3 separate regions of the Homo sapiens genome follow, and regions 1 and 2 are each linked to region 3. A link is an interaction called in ENCODE POLR2A ChIA-PET data of the cell type or tissue named here. Cell type or tissue: MCF 10A. All regions are shown on one strand. Region 1 has its middle 130 kb from the start of FBXO15. Region 2 overlaps LOC105372190 (a long non-coding RNA gene). Region 3 overlaps LOC105372190 (a long non-coding RNA gene).

Region 1 (4,000 bases), 400 kb after region 3:
TGTCAAGGGACCCCCACTGCTGTGCTGAGTCCTGAAGTATCACCAAAGAGCTCGACTCACACACCTGATACTGAGTGGCGGCTCGGTTACCTGGAGAAGGACCGCGGCTTAGATTAGGTGCTTGCTATGGCATGAACCCTCTGAGCAGAGGCCTGGGCCTGGGCCTGGGGAGACAGCAGAGCGCCCTTTCTTCCGGCCTCATCGACAGCATTTGTGGCACAGGCTTGAGAACGAATAGACATCTAAGAAAGACTTCGGTTGCTAAGTGATCAATTACAGCTCTAGGGGAAACTGGAAGACAGAGCTGGACTTGGGGCTCAGATACCTTGAGTGTCACGCAGGACTTCTGCCATTCAGTGACCTTCAGTTGCCTCTTGTGTCCCAAGACTGCTGTGAGGATAAATGAGATGTTTGCGGGATCTGAAAGTGTTGACACAGGGCGGTGCACAGCAAATGATGGTCTCTCTTCTTGTTTTCTATTCGGCTTTACAATCGGGTTAACAATAAGGAGAACACGGTATTCTAAAGTTGCACAATCATTCCAAAAGCAAGTTGTTGTGAAATCTTCAAAAAGAACAAAGGGGCCGGAAGTGGTGGCTCATGCCTGTAATCCCAGCTGCTCGGGAGACTGAGGCAAGAGAATCGCTTGAACCCAGGAGGCTGAGGTTGCTGTGAGCCGAGATCGCGCCACTGCACTCCAGCCTGGGCCACAAGAGTGAAACTCCGTCTTAAAAAAAAATAAAAATAAAAAATGAAGGGGCAGTTTTTGGCTCCCATAATGATGTAGGACAGGTGAGCCCAAAATTGGGGCTGACCGGGGGAGGCCTTGGCTTTGCCTAGGAAAGAATTCAAAGGCGGACAGTGTTGTAAACAGGAACTTTCACTGAAGTGGCCGTGCACAGCCGCGGCAGAGGTGCTGCTCCTTGCAGAGCAGGGCGACCCCATAGGGCAGGGTGTCCCGAGCAGCAGCTCAGGGGCGACCCCATAGGCAGGGTGTCCTGAGAAGCAGAGCAGGGCGACCCCATAGGCAAGGTGTCCCAAGAAGCAGCTCGGGGCGACCCCATAGGCAGGGTGTCCCGAGAAGCAGCTGAGGGGCAGGTCTGCAGTCACATTTTTACCTACTTTCAATTACATGCAAATTAAGGGGCAGATTATAGAAAAATTTCTAGAAAAAGGGTGGTAACTTCTGAGTCCTTTGGCGTTGCCATGGAAACGGTTGGTACCTTCAGGGTGTTGTCATGGCAATGTAACTGACATGGCACTGGTGGGCCTGTCTTATGGAAAGGGGCTTTTGCCTCTTCACCCTTTCAGCTAGTCCTCAATCTGGTCCAGAGTCCAAGCCCTGTCCCTGGAGTAGAGTCCTGCCTTCTACCTCAGTAACACTTAAAACAGATTGGTAAAAATAAAGGATTGGGCACATTTTCAAAAGCATCAAATATGTCAGAAACGGGGAAAACACTGGAGCTTGTTAGATCGTAAAATCTGATGCAGTTTCTAATTGTTCTAATCACACATTTTTATGAGGAGATCAAGTTATTGTCAAAGGAAATTATATCCTGTTAATGGCTTATTAATAAAAATTACATTCTTCAGAAATTGATACACAGGACAGAATTCAATTTGTTCTACAAAATATAACTTTATCATTTGGCTAAAGGTATTCTGATCACAAAATGTCCATAATTCCTGCAATTCTGTTACTTGTTTGAGTCTGAAATTACACTGCTGACATCCCTTTTGTGACAAAAGCACTTTAACAGCCAAAAAATTTTAGAAATGACTGGTAGGTCTCTTTTGATTGGAAGTTTGTTGAATGCAGCTGCAATATTTCTGAGTTAAGTTATGTTCATACGTTCTCATTCTGGCTGGAACATTTCTGTGTTGTTGTGATTGCGATATTGTCCAGCCGGCCAGACTGATGATTAATTCACGTTATTAAGATGACTAACACTCCTTTCAGATGGCAATTGAAAAACCACATCAAGAGAACAGCCTGAAAGTGATTTGACTGCAGATTTGGGAGGAGTAGAGATTATGCAATTGTTCCTTCTGTAACTCAGCAATATTTAGCGGGTACATGTGACATCCTGTAGACCCTTATGGTTTCTTGAGGACCCTGAAAATAGTGGGGAGAAGTCATAATTGCTGGGTTCCCAGGGGTCACATAATGAGACTTTGGCAAACTCAGTCATTAAGAGATAAGCAACTTGCACTCTTAGACTGGCCACAAGTAGGACTCTTGTAGCAAACACTCCTGCTTAGCCCATCCCCTTGTTTAGAATACCCCCCAGCATTCTTTGTGAAGGGGTGGGCTAGCCAGCAAGGTGCCAGGATGGGCATTGGACCCAAAGTGGACTAATAAGATTTTTTTTAAGCCGTAAGTAATGCATACGGTAACTAGCTTGACTTAGCTGCCTCATAAGCTTACATGTTTCAAAACATCATGCTGTACACCATAAATATATACAATGTTTGTCAATTAAAAATAAATAATAATTTAAAAATTTTTTCTCTTACACAGGAGGTACAAGTTCAAGAGATTCACTTACAGCATGGTGACTATACTGAATAACAGTGTATTGTGAACTTGAAAATCACTGGGAGAGCAGACTTTGTGTTCTCACCACAAAAAATTTGTAAGTATGTGGGATAATGTGTATGTTAATTAGCTTGATTTAACCATTTCACAATGTATATGTATATCAAAACATTACACCATAAATAAGTACAATTTTGCTTTTTCAATTAATAAAAGCATTTGAATGAAAAAGAAAAAACTCCACCTGCACTCGATTTTGTTGGGTATTGACTACATAAACTCATACAGAGATGGGGACACATCCTGCACCCAAAGCCACTTCTTTGCCAATGTTATGAGGAAGCAAGAGACAAAAAGCCCATACAGCATCCAGTCTGCACAAATCACATAAAGTGGACACACGCGAGAAACAAGTTTCCTAGGCTCAGAGAGATGAGGAGGACATGAGACCATTCCCAATGACCCCAGGCCCAACTCCTACAGCTATAAGACTCTGTGATATCATTACCATAGATCCTCACTCATCTGGAAAGCCAGGATAACTGTGAAACCCCAGGTACCAATGACAAAGACTCCACTGCCCCCACTATGGGGATCATGCTGTGGGCCCAGGGACCCATGCAGGAAGCCTCTTCCACCATGAGTCTGAAATCACCCTCAGACCCTTTGGCAGCTTAGGGTATAACTGAACTAACTGAATGCACAAATGCATTTTTTTTTAAATCAGGTGATCTTTCACTATTTCCTCTTTTTAAAAATAGAGATGGCCAGGCATGGTGGCTCACACCAGTAATGTCAGGACTTTGGGAGGCCAAGGTGGGTGGATCACTTGAGGTCAGGAGTTCAAGACCAGTCTGCCCAACATGGCAAAACCCCATCTCTACTAAAAATACAAAAATTAGCCATGTGTGGTGGTGCGCACCTGTAGCCCCAGCTACTCGGGAGGCTGAGGCAAAAGAATCGCTTGAACCTGGGAGGCAGATGTTGCAGTGAGCCAAGACTGTGCAACTGCACTCCAGCCTAGGTGACAGAAGGACACTCCATCTCAAAAAAAAAAAACAAAAATAGAGATGATAGTAATATCTATCCACTACTTGTATTGTTACTATTATTACCTCCTTTACAAAACCTGCTCTCATTGCCCAAGATGGAATTCATTTGAATGAACTTTGTTTATATCTCTATAGTAAGAATGGACATTGTGATGGTTAATTTTACATGCCAACTTGACTGGGCCATGGGGTGCCCAGACATTTAGTCAAACATTACTCTGAATATGTCTGTGAGGGGGTTTATGGATGAGATTAACATTTGAGTGGGTAGACTGAGTAAAGCAGATGGCCCTCCCTAATGTAAGCAAGCCTCATCCAATCAGTTGAAGGCCTGAAGCAAATACAAAGGTTGACCTTCCCATGAGTAAGAGGGAATTTCTCCTGCCCAGCTGTCTTCAACCTGGGACAT
Region 2 (4,000 bases), 230 kb before region 3:
GCCTATCACTTCTGGAGAGCAGTCAGATTTTGAAGATAAGAGAATGATTTATTGGAAACATACATTTAGACTTTTCCAGTGGTGTACATAATTTCATGTGCAATCACACACAGGCTGTGAAATTTTCTTTCCTCCTTGAAAACTAGTGTTACCCCTTATCACTGGAGGCAAAATAGTTTGATCCCGAAACAATGTAATTTATTGCTGCTGAGACCTCTCACACTCATTCTTTCCACACCTTGAAATCTTGATGCTTCTTGTACCAAGGACAAATGATTCAGAAGGCTCTATAGAAGAGTGAGGAGAAACTATAGAAAAAGATAACTCTTGGGGAATTTGCTTTGAAGCGTTTTATGGGAGCAAAGGTACATTAATAGATAATATTCCACATGAGGTTATGATATTAAGATTGAACTTCATCTTTGAGTAAATGATGTAAACTCGATCATTGCATGAAAGAAAATCGTTTCTCAAAAGTCCAAGAACCTAATTTTTGGTCAACAAATATAATGGCCTGATTGGTCTGAATCTGAGAATTTATTTAGAACTCTAACCTAAGACGTTCAAGCTGTAGCACAGGCATTGTGTAACTAAGAATGAAGGAATGTAAATCTATAGAGAAAGAAAATCATGAAGGCTATGTGCGGAGACTGTAGGAGAAATGCAACGGAAGGGGGGATATAACCAAGGTCACTAATATTTTCGAAGATATAACATAGGTCTCCAGTGCCCAAATTCAGAATATTTCCGGGGTTCTTAGGTTGATAAAACATCTCTACCTTCCATAATTATAATACAAATAAGTTATTTACTCACTTATTTGTTTACTTGAAATGTATTTAATTTATTTATACAAATTTATTTGCAATAAAAGATCTCTAATTAACCCAAGACAATAAGTCCGTTCTCATTTCTTCCTGCAGCTAAAACCCTTAGTATTCTCCATTAATACTTGAAACCATTTCCTGCATATTTTCCCAAATGTTAGGAAATAACATCAAAATAGCACTGTTTCCCGGCTTCATTACTGATTTTGACATTGAATTAACACCTGTTTTAGATACACTTTAGTTCTTCTAAAGGCATTTTTTTTAACTTGGATTACAAACTTTTAGAAGGCATATTATGAATATGAGATATCCTCATACTTCTGCAACATATAATACATTTTATGTACATTTTAAAGAACACTGAACTGTCTGTTGATTAAGTGGAATAAAAATGTGAATATAATAGCAAATTTAAGCAATTTCTGGGTGCCATTGTCTACTTAAGAAATAGTGATAATTCACGCCTGTAATCCCAGCACTTTGGGAGTCCAAGGTGGGTGGATCATGAGGTCAAGAGATTGAGACTATCCTGGCCAACATGGTGAAACCCCGTCTCTACTAAAAATACAAAAATTAGGTGGGCATGGTGGTGCACACCTGTGGTCCCAGCTACTTGGGAGGATGAGGCAGGAGAATCGCTTGAACCTGGGAGGCGGAGATTACAGTGAGCCGAGATCATGCCACTGCATTCCAGCCTGGTGAGAAAGAAAAAAAAGAAAGGATAGAAAGAAAGAAGGAAGGAAGGAAGGAAGGAAGGAAGGAAGGAAAGAAAGAAAGAAAGAAAGAAAGAAAGAAAGGAAGGAAGGAAGGAAGGAAGGAAGGAAGGAAGGAAGGAAAAGAAAGAAAGAGTGATATTATCTCAGTGATAGAAAAGTTTGAAATTTTGCTGATCCTAAGTATGCATTGCTTAAATAGGACCACCTATTAATACTCCATGGGACAGCCAAATCTATATTATTTTATTTGTCTGGGTAGCTATTTTAGAGTAAAATCTTTCTTACTGTTTCTTTTTTTCTTCCTTCCTTTTTTGCTTGTTCTTCTGAGAATAGCATAGGCATATTAACAGAAAATAATATTCTCTTGGCCTCACTATTTTCATGATTCTTCAGAACAACCTTCATTTTCTTAATGCAAATGTACAGCACAATGTATTGGCCATCACACTATGCAGCTACCTGCTGTATGAATGCTAAATGTATTTCTTTTGAAAAATAGTATATAAAACTATGAAATTGTAGCTAGTATCTGAGTTTAACAAATTATCATAATATTGAATCTTTTACACATGAATTTTTAAAATTATTTGGAGAACTTCTGAGTAGGTGATGCCAGCCACCTAAATCTGAATCTCTCCATATATCCTCCAAAACCTATAGTTAAAAAAAAAAGTCACAAATAGAACAAAATAAATCCCCTGTCTTCAGAATAACTGGGGCACGGAAAACACGATGTAGTTATAACTAGTCATGAGTAGAAAAATGTGTTTCAAATTTTTTATAGTGCTGTCTGTCAGTCTTTCTCCACAGCTTTTACAAAGAATGAGACGTGAGTCTGGCAAACGTGCACGAAAAAGAAGAATAGGCCAGGAATGTTGGCTCATGTTTGTAATCCCAGAATATTGGGAGGCTGAGGTGGGTGGATCTCTTGAACGCAGGAAGTCAAGGCTGCAGTGAGCCATGATTATGCCACTGCACTTTAGCACCCCAGCCTGGAAGGCAGAGCAAGACCCTATTACAAACAAGCAAACAACAACAACAACAACAAAAAAGCAGAGAGAGAGAGAGAGAGAAAGGGCCAAATGACCCACCAGAAAATGTGAACGTATTTGTACAGATGAGATCACTGACTACAGCAAAGGAACTGCAAGGGAACTCAAGGTAACTGTCCTGGAAAGTTCAAATTATGGGGAGAATGGGATTAAAAGGATAGAAGAGATGTCCTTGGGATTCTTGGATGTATGGGAGGAAGAAAAGGGGCAGGGGTTGATTTCAGCAAAATGGCAGAGTAGGCAGCTCCAAAGAAAGCCTGGGGAGAAGAAAGTAGGGACTGTCAGAACCAACGTTGTTAAAACCCTGGGAAACACAGGTTTATGATAACTCAGCAAACACTGAATCAGGAAAAAAGACAAGTTAAAAATAGGATAGGAAGGCTTTGTGTTGTTTACTCTAGAATGAAAAGTGTGGTAGTGACACCTGAGTTGACAGATAAGTAACATAGAATTGAAAGTCAAGAAATCATACAGTACCTATGAAACTACTTATTTTAAAACATCAGCATTTCAAGTCACTCAGGGAAAGATAGACTACACATAAAAATCATCTCCAAGTAGATCACATACCTAAATGTAAAAAAAATTGAAATCCTGGAGTTACTAAGATAAAGTATGGATGATTCCCCAATAACCTGTTGAAAATTTTTCATTCTATGACTCAAAATCTTGATGCAATAAAAAAAATAAAATAAAATATTCAACAAGAAAAAAAAGATCAGGAACTGAAAAAAACTGATTACATGATTATTTGTAAACGTGCTAAATTATGAATAAAGTCAAAAGATGAATTACAAGTTGGGAGAAAATATTTGTGCTGTATATTACAGATAATATGTTCATCCCTAATTTGTAAAATAACATTTTTAATTTTACATTTATTTATTTTAAATGGACAGATTAAATAGTACATAATTATGTACAATATGACATCTTGAAGTATATATACATTGTGGAACGGTTAAATCTAGCTAATTGAGATATACATTGTCTCACATAGGTATCATTTTTGTAGTGAGGACAATTAACATTCATTCTCTCAGCATTCTTTAAGAATACATCATCAACTATAGTCACTATGCTGTGCAATAGATCTCTTAAACTTATTCCTTCTGCCTAACTGTAATGTTCCTATCCTTTGAGTAACATTTCCCCAGTTCCCTGTATCCCCAATCCAAACTTCTGATAGAAGAGGCCGCAGCCTCCAGTGAGGGCCCCTTTTGGTCCATGGATATCCCACTTTGGGAAGTCATTTTGCTGGGGGTTGCATCATTTTTAAAGGTACAGGGTTGGAAAAGGCCAGTGGTTTTCAAACTCTGTTATTTGGAATCAAAATAATTTCACACTGTTCTCCATAGTGGTTGTAATATAATAATTGTACATTTAAAAATAACTTTAAAAA
Region 3 (4,000 bases):
CTTTCTCATCTAGTTTCTGAAGTTGCATAGTATCATGTCTACAATTCTCTATTGGTCAAAGCAGTTATAATTCAGCCAAGGTTAAAGAAGAGGAGAAATAAATTCTACCTCTCAATAAAAGGAGTGTCAAAGAATTTGAATTTCACTTTGTAAACTTTTCCTATTAGAATTAATTCGTGTCAATGTCAGGTAGCATATATTGATGGAAGTCAAGCAGAAAATAGTTGACACATTCAAAGAAATAATGGAGACATTTTTAATGAAAGATCTATTTACAGAGGTGTGGGTGGGGTTAAGGGAACCAATAATGAATGGCAAAGAACCCAGGGAATATAACAGCAGGAGGCCAATGGCCACCCCTAGATGTGAATGGACAAAGGAAAGACCCAACTAGAGCTGCAGCCATGGGACAGGGACTGCTATTAAGAAGCTCTGCCTTTATGTAGAGGAATGAATCTGCCATTCCAATAAAACCCAGGGCTGGGCGCAGTGGCTCATGCCTGTAATCCAGCACTTTGTGAGGCCGAGGCGGGTGGATCACTTGAGGCCAGGAGTTTGAGACCTTCCTGGCCAACATGGCAAAACCCCATCTCTACTAAAAATACAATAATTAGCCAGGCGTGGTGGCACATGACTGTAGTCCCAGCTACTCGGGAGGCTGAGGGACGAGAATCACTTGAACTCAGAAGGTGGAAGTTGCAGTGAGCTGAGATCATGCCACTGCACTCCAGCCTGGGTGAGAGAGCCAGACTCTGTCTCAAAAATGCATAAAATAAAATTAAAAAGCCCAGCAGGAAAGAAAGGAAGGAAATTAAATTCATAGTGTTCTTCTTATCCCAACTCTTGTTTCCTGCCAGTGACTCTAGTGAGAGCTAGATTTGACTAGAAATCAGAGGGTAGGAGAGCTTGAGAAATGTCTGCTCTAAAGTGCATCCTCTCAAAGCACAAAGACAGGAAAAGAAGCACAGAGAAGGAAAGTGAAGGGGTGTTTGTAGAATAACCAGCATAATTTCTGACCCCCGTTCAACCTCAGCATCCACTCTTGACTTTTGTTCAGATGCAAAATTGCACGTACCTAACATAGACAATACTCGTGTTCCTATCAGACACCCCATCACTGTGAGGTGAGGTTGTTTCGGTCAGCCCAATCTAGACACTAAGTCAAAATGTTAGCCACCACCATTGCTTCTCCTAGAAAGGAAGGAAAGGGAAATGAATGACAAATAATTCATATGAAATATAACTGCTATGGTCCCTGCATTATAGCTGGCCATAGAACTGTTAATAATCACAGATTTCTTCTCCCTCATTCATTATATATTCCCTGACTTTCTGCCAGTACCACAGCTAGTCAAAGATTTTACCTGGTGATGAGTCAAACCTTCATTCCCAGTTTCCAAATCCTTAAAGTCTACTCTCTTTATTACTTCATCAGAGTTTCTTATTAATCATTGTTATTTAAAATAAGAATATCAAGAAATATCTCAGTGAAACCCCTAGCTTTCAGATATACTCTTCCATGCCTGCCTCCACCCCAGTCTGTTTAGCAGCAACTCTCTTTCCTCTTGACAACCAGGATTAATTTCTTCACCAGGAAAGAGACTACCTTGTCTGTTTCTTGGTTCGGCAGCAAAAGTTTCATATGTAGGTTATGCAATGGATATTGCATAACTTTTACAATATTTATATTGCAAGTGCCAAGGGGAGAAGGAATCAGTGATTATTAATGTAGCCCTGTGGCCAGCTTCAATGCATGAACTATGGCAATTATGTTTGCTATGAATTATTTGTTACTAATTTCTTTTTCTTTCCTTTCTAGGAGAAGCATTGATGGTAGCTAACGTTTCAATTTAGCTTCTCTTTGGGTTGGCTGAAAAGACTTCTCCCCACAGTGATGAGTGGGCTGATAGGAATATGAGCATCATCTATGTTGTGTATGTGCAATTTATTTTCATCCAAATACAAATCAAGAATGGATGCTGAAGTTGAAGGGGGAAATTATGTTGATTGTTATAAATAAGCCCCTTCACATTCCTTCTCTGTCCTCCTTTGTGTTTTGCAAGGATGCACTTTACAGAAGACATTTCTCAAGCTCCCTTGCCCTCTGATGTATGGTTGAGTTTAGCCAAACCTTCTAGCGCTGAGTGTTTTGGAGAAAATTTATATACAGAGAAGCAGTAGTAATTATGTGGATACTCCATTGCATCTTGCATTCCAGGGTAGTGTACAGAGATTTAACAGGACTAGACATTAGACTTTGGGAGAAAGATGCTAAAATTTGGGCTGTTGGAGCAAACTGCATGATAGGAAACACTGGCTTCATTCCTGGTATAATCAAGGGCTGGACTATAATAGCATGAGGATGTGGTGGAATTGTAGTTCCAGCTCTATCCTGCCAGCTCAGCATTCATATCTGGTGATGAACCAGCCTTATCCCTGGCACAAATAGGTAGCTGGGGAAACAAGCCTCCTGGCTATAGATGTATCGTGTGGTTTGCTAGTAGCATGATTCACTACCAGAATATTCAAGGTTGGGACTTGGGGGTAGAATAGCTCTTCTCTGGTATGATGGAAGGGGAAATGGATTCCAATAGGATTTATTGCCTAGGCATTTAGCTAGTTTCCTCAGAGCTTTGAAGGGGTACTGCTTTTTTTCTCTGTGGCCAGCCTCCATGGAATTAATCTTGGGCTAGTTAACCCTCACTTCTCCATGCAACAATAAAAGAAAGCACTAACATTTCCACATCTTAATAATAAGATCTGTGTATTGTGGCTGTGGAGAGAAGACATCATTTTGGTTGCTGGAAGTTAAGAAATATACCACGTCCTATAGGACCCCAATCCTTCAGTCTAATGCCTCCCAGCTGGTGCCGTAAATAAGCCTTCAGAAGATTATTTCAAGATCATATCAATTGCTTAAAAGTGATGGAGCATACAGATTTTATGGGCTTTCACCAATTACTACACTTCTTTCACCCTGCAAAGAACTCCTTAATCAGAGCTTACATTGCTTGGGACATTGTCGTGATGAATAAAACATTTAGTAAGTCCACAAATTGTGCTGCTGGTAGAAGCAATGTAGGAAGGAAGGCAAATATAAATGTGGGACATACATCTATTCTCGTGAGGATGAATCATTAGCCACCCCCCACACAGTGGAAGTAGTTCAGTGTAATAATCCTAACCAGTTGGTTCTTGTGGGTCCATCCTGAGAATTTAGCTTTTGTCTTTGTTGTTGGCAGTGTGAGTAATTAGCAACAGTAGTAGCCAGATTAGCCTTGGCAATGTGAAATCCTAATTGTTGAGCCCATGCATAGCCTCCATTCCTGTTGCCATGGCCCTTTTGGACAAAGGCTCATTGAGCAAGTGGTAGAGAGCACGGAGCAGACAGGAGAGGAAGAGGCTGGATAATACCCACTGGATGGGTGATCTCCACCTAATAAGAGCATTCTCTGGGGGGCATTTGCACAGTACATGGATGACTTAGCACAAGAAGTTCATAAACACACCACTTCCTCTTTGTTCTTCCAATATTCCCTTAGCCTTGCATTCTGTTACTTCCAAATTTCTGACCATTCACCCCACCTATCATCAATGTTTAAAATCAGAGTTCTACCTCACCTGTCATGCAAAGTGGACAATCAGATAAATTACCTCACGTTATGCCTACTCTTCTCTACACAAAAGTATTTCATGGCCAGCCTTGAGTTTCACTCTAATGTAGTAGCCATCCACAGCTGGTTGGTGCCAGCATATCTTGTAGACCTATTTGTAAGCCATGTCTGCGCTTTTTCTTGCTCTCTTAATTTGTCAATGGAAACTCCCCATGAGACCAGAGCGTAGGCTGCAGAGGTGATGAAATAGCAGAATTGGGATTCTGAGCTACCTGCTCATGCAATATGCTTATATCTACCTTCCCTTCTCAGGCCAGTTTTCTATACATCATTTTCATTTATTTAAAAATGTTGCTATTACATCTACATTTATGATTTCATGGATG

What was found. Peaks named below come from ENCODE experiments on the same cell type or tissue, not always from the same donor. Only the 100,000 strongest peaks of a DNase experiment are listed, where the experiment ranks them.
Region 1: POLR2A ChIA-PET joins it to region 3 with 5 read pairs; 1 of 35 experiments calls an interaction of 5 or more read pairs at or near these places.
Region 2: POLR2A ChIA-PET joins it to region 3 with 7 read pairs; 2 of 35 experiments call an interaction of 5 or more read pairs at or near these places.

What each region holds. Positions count from the first base shown.
Region 1 is chr18:74,012,208-74,016,207 of GRCh38, forward strand. No RefSeq gene overlaps it. Among named protein-coding and RNA genes, the nearest start is that of FBXO15, 130 kb to the right of the region's middle. RefSeq lists an enhancer at 41-210. In MCF 10A, no CTCF peak of the experiment used is centred here; DNase peaks (open chromatin) are centred at 554 and 1,924.
Region 2 is chr18:73,384,556-73,388,555 of GRCh38, forward strand. All of the region lies in intron 6 of LOC105372190 (a long non-coding RNA gene), which reads right to left. Among named protein-coding and RNA genes, the nearest start is that of LINC02582, 62 kb to the left of the region's middle. In MCF 10A, no CTCF peak of the experiment used is centred here; no DNase peak of the experiment used is centred here.
Region 3 is chr18:73,612,519-73,616,518 of GRCh38, forward strand. All of the region lies in intron 4 of LOC105372190 (a long non-coding RNA gene), which reads right to left. Among named protein-coding and RNA genes, the nearest start is that of LINC02582, 290 kb to the left of the region's middle. In MCF 10A, no CTCF peak of the experiment used is centred here; DNase peaks (open chromatin) are centred at 1,393, 1,653 and 2,473.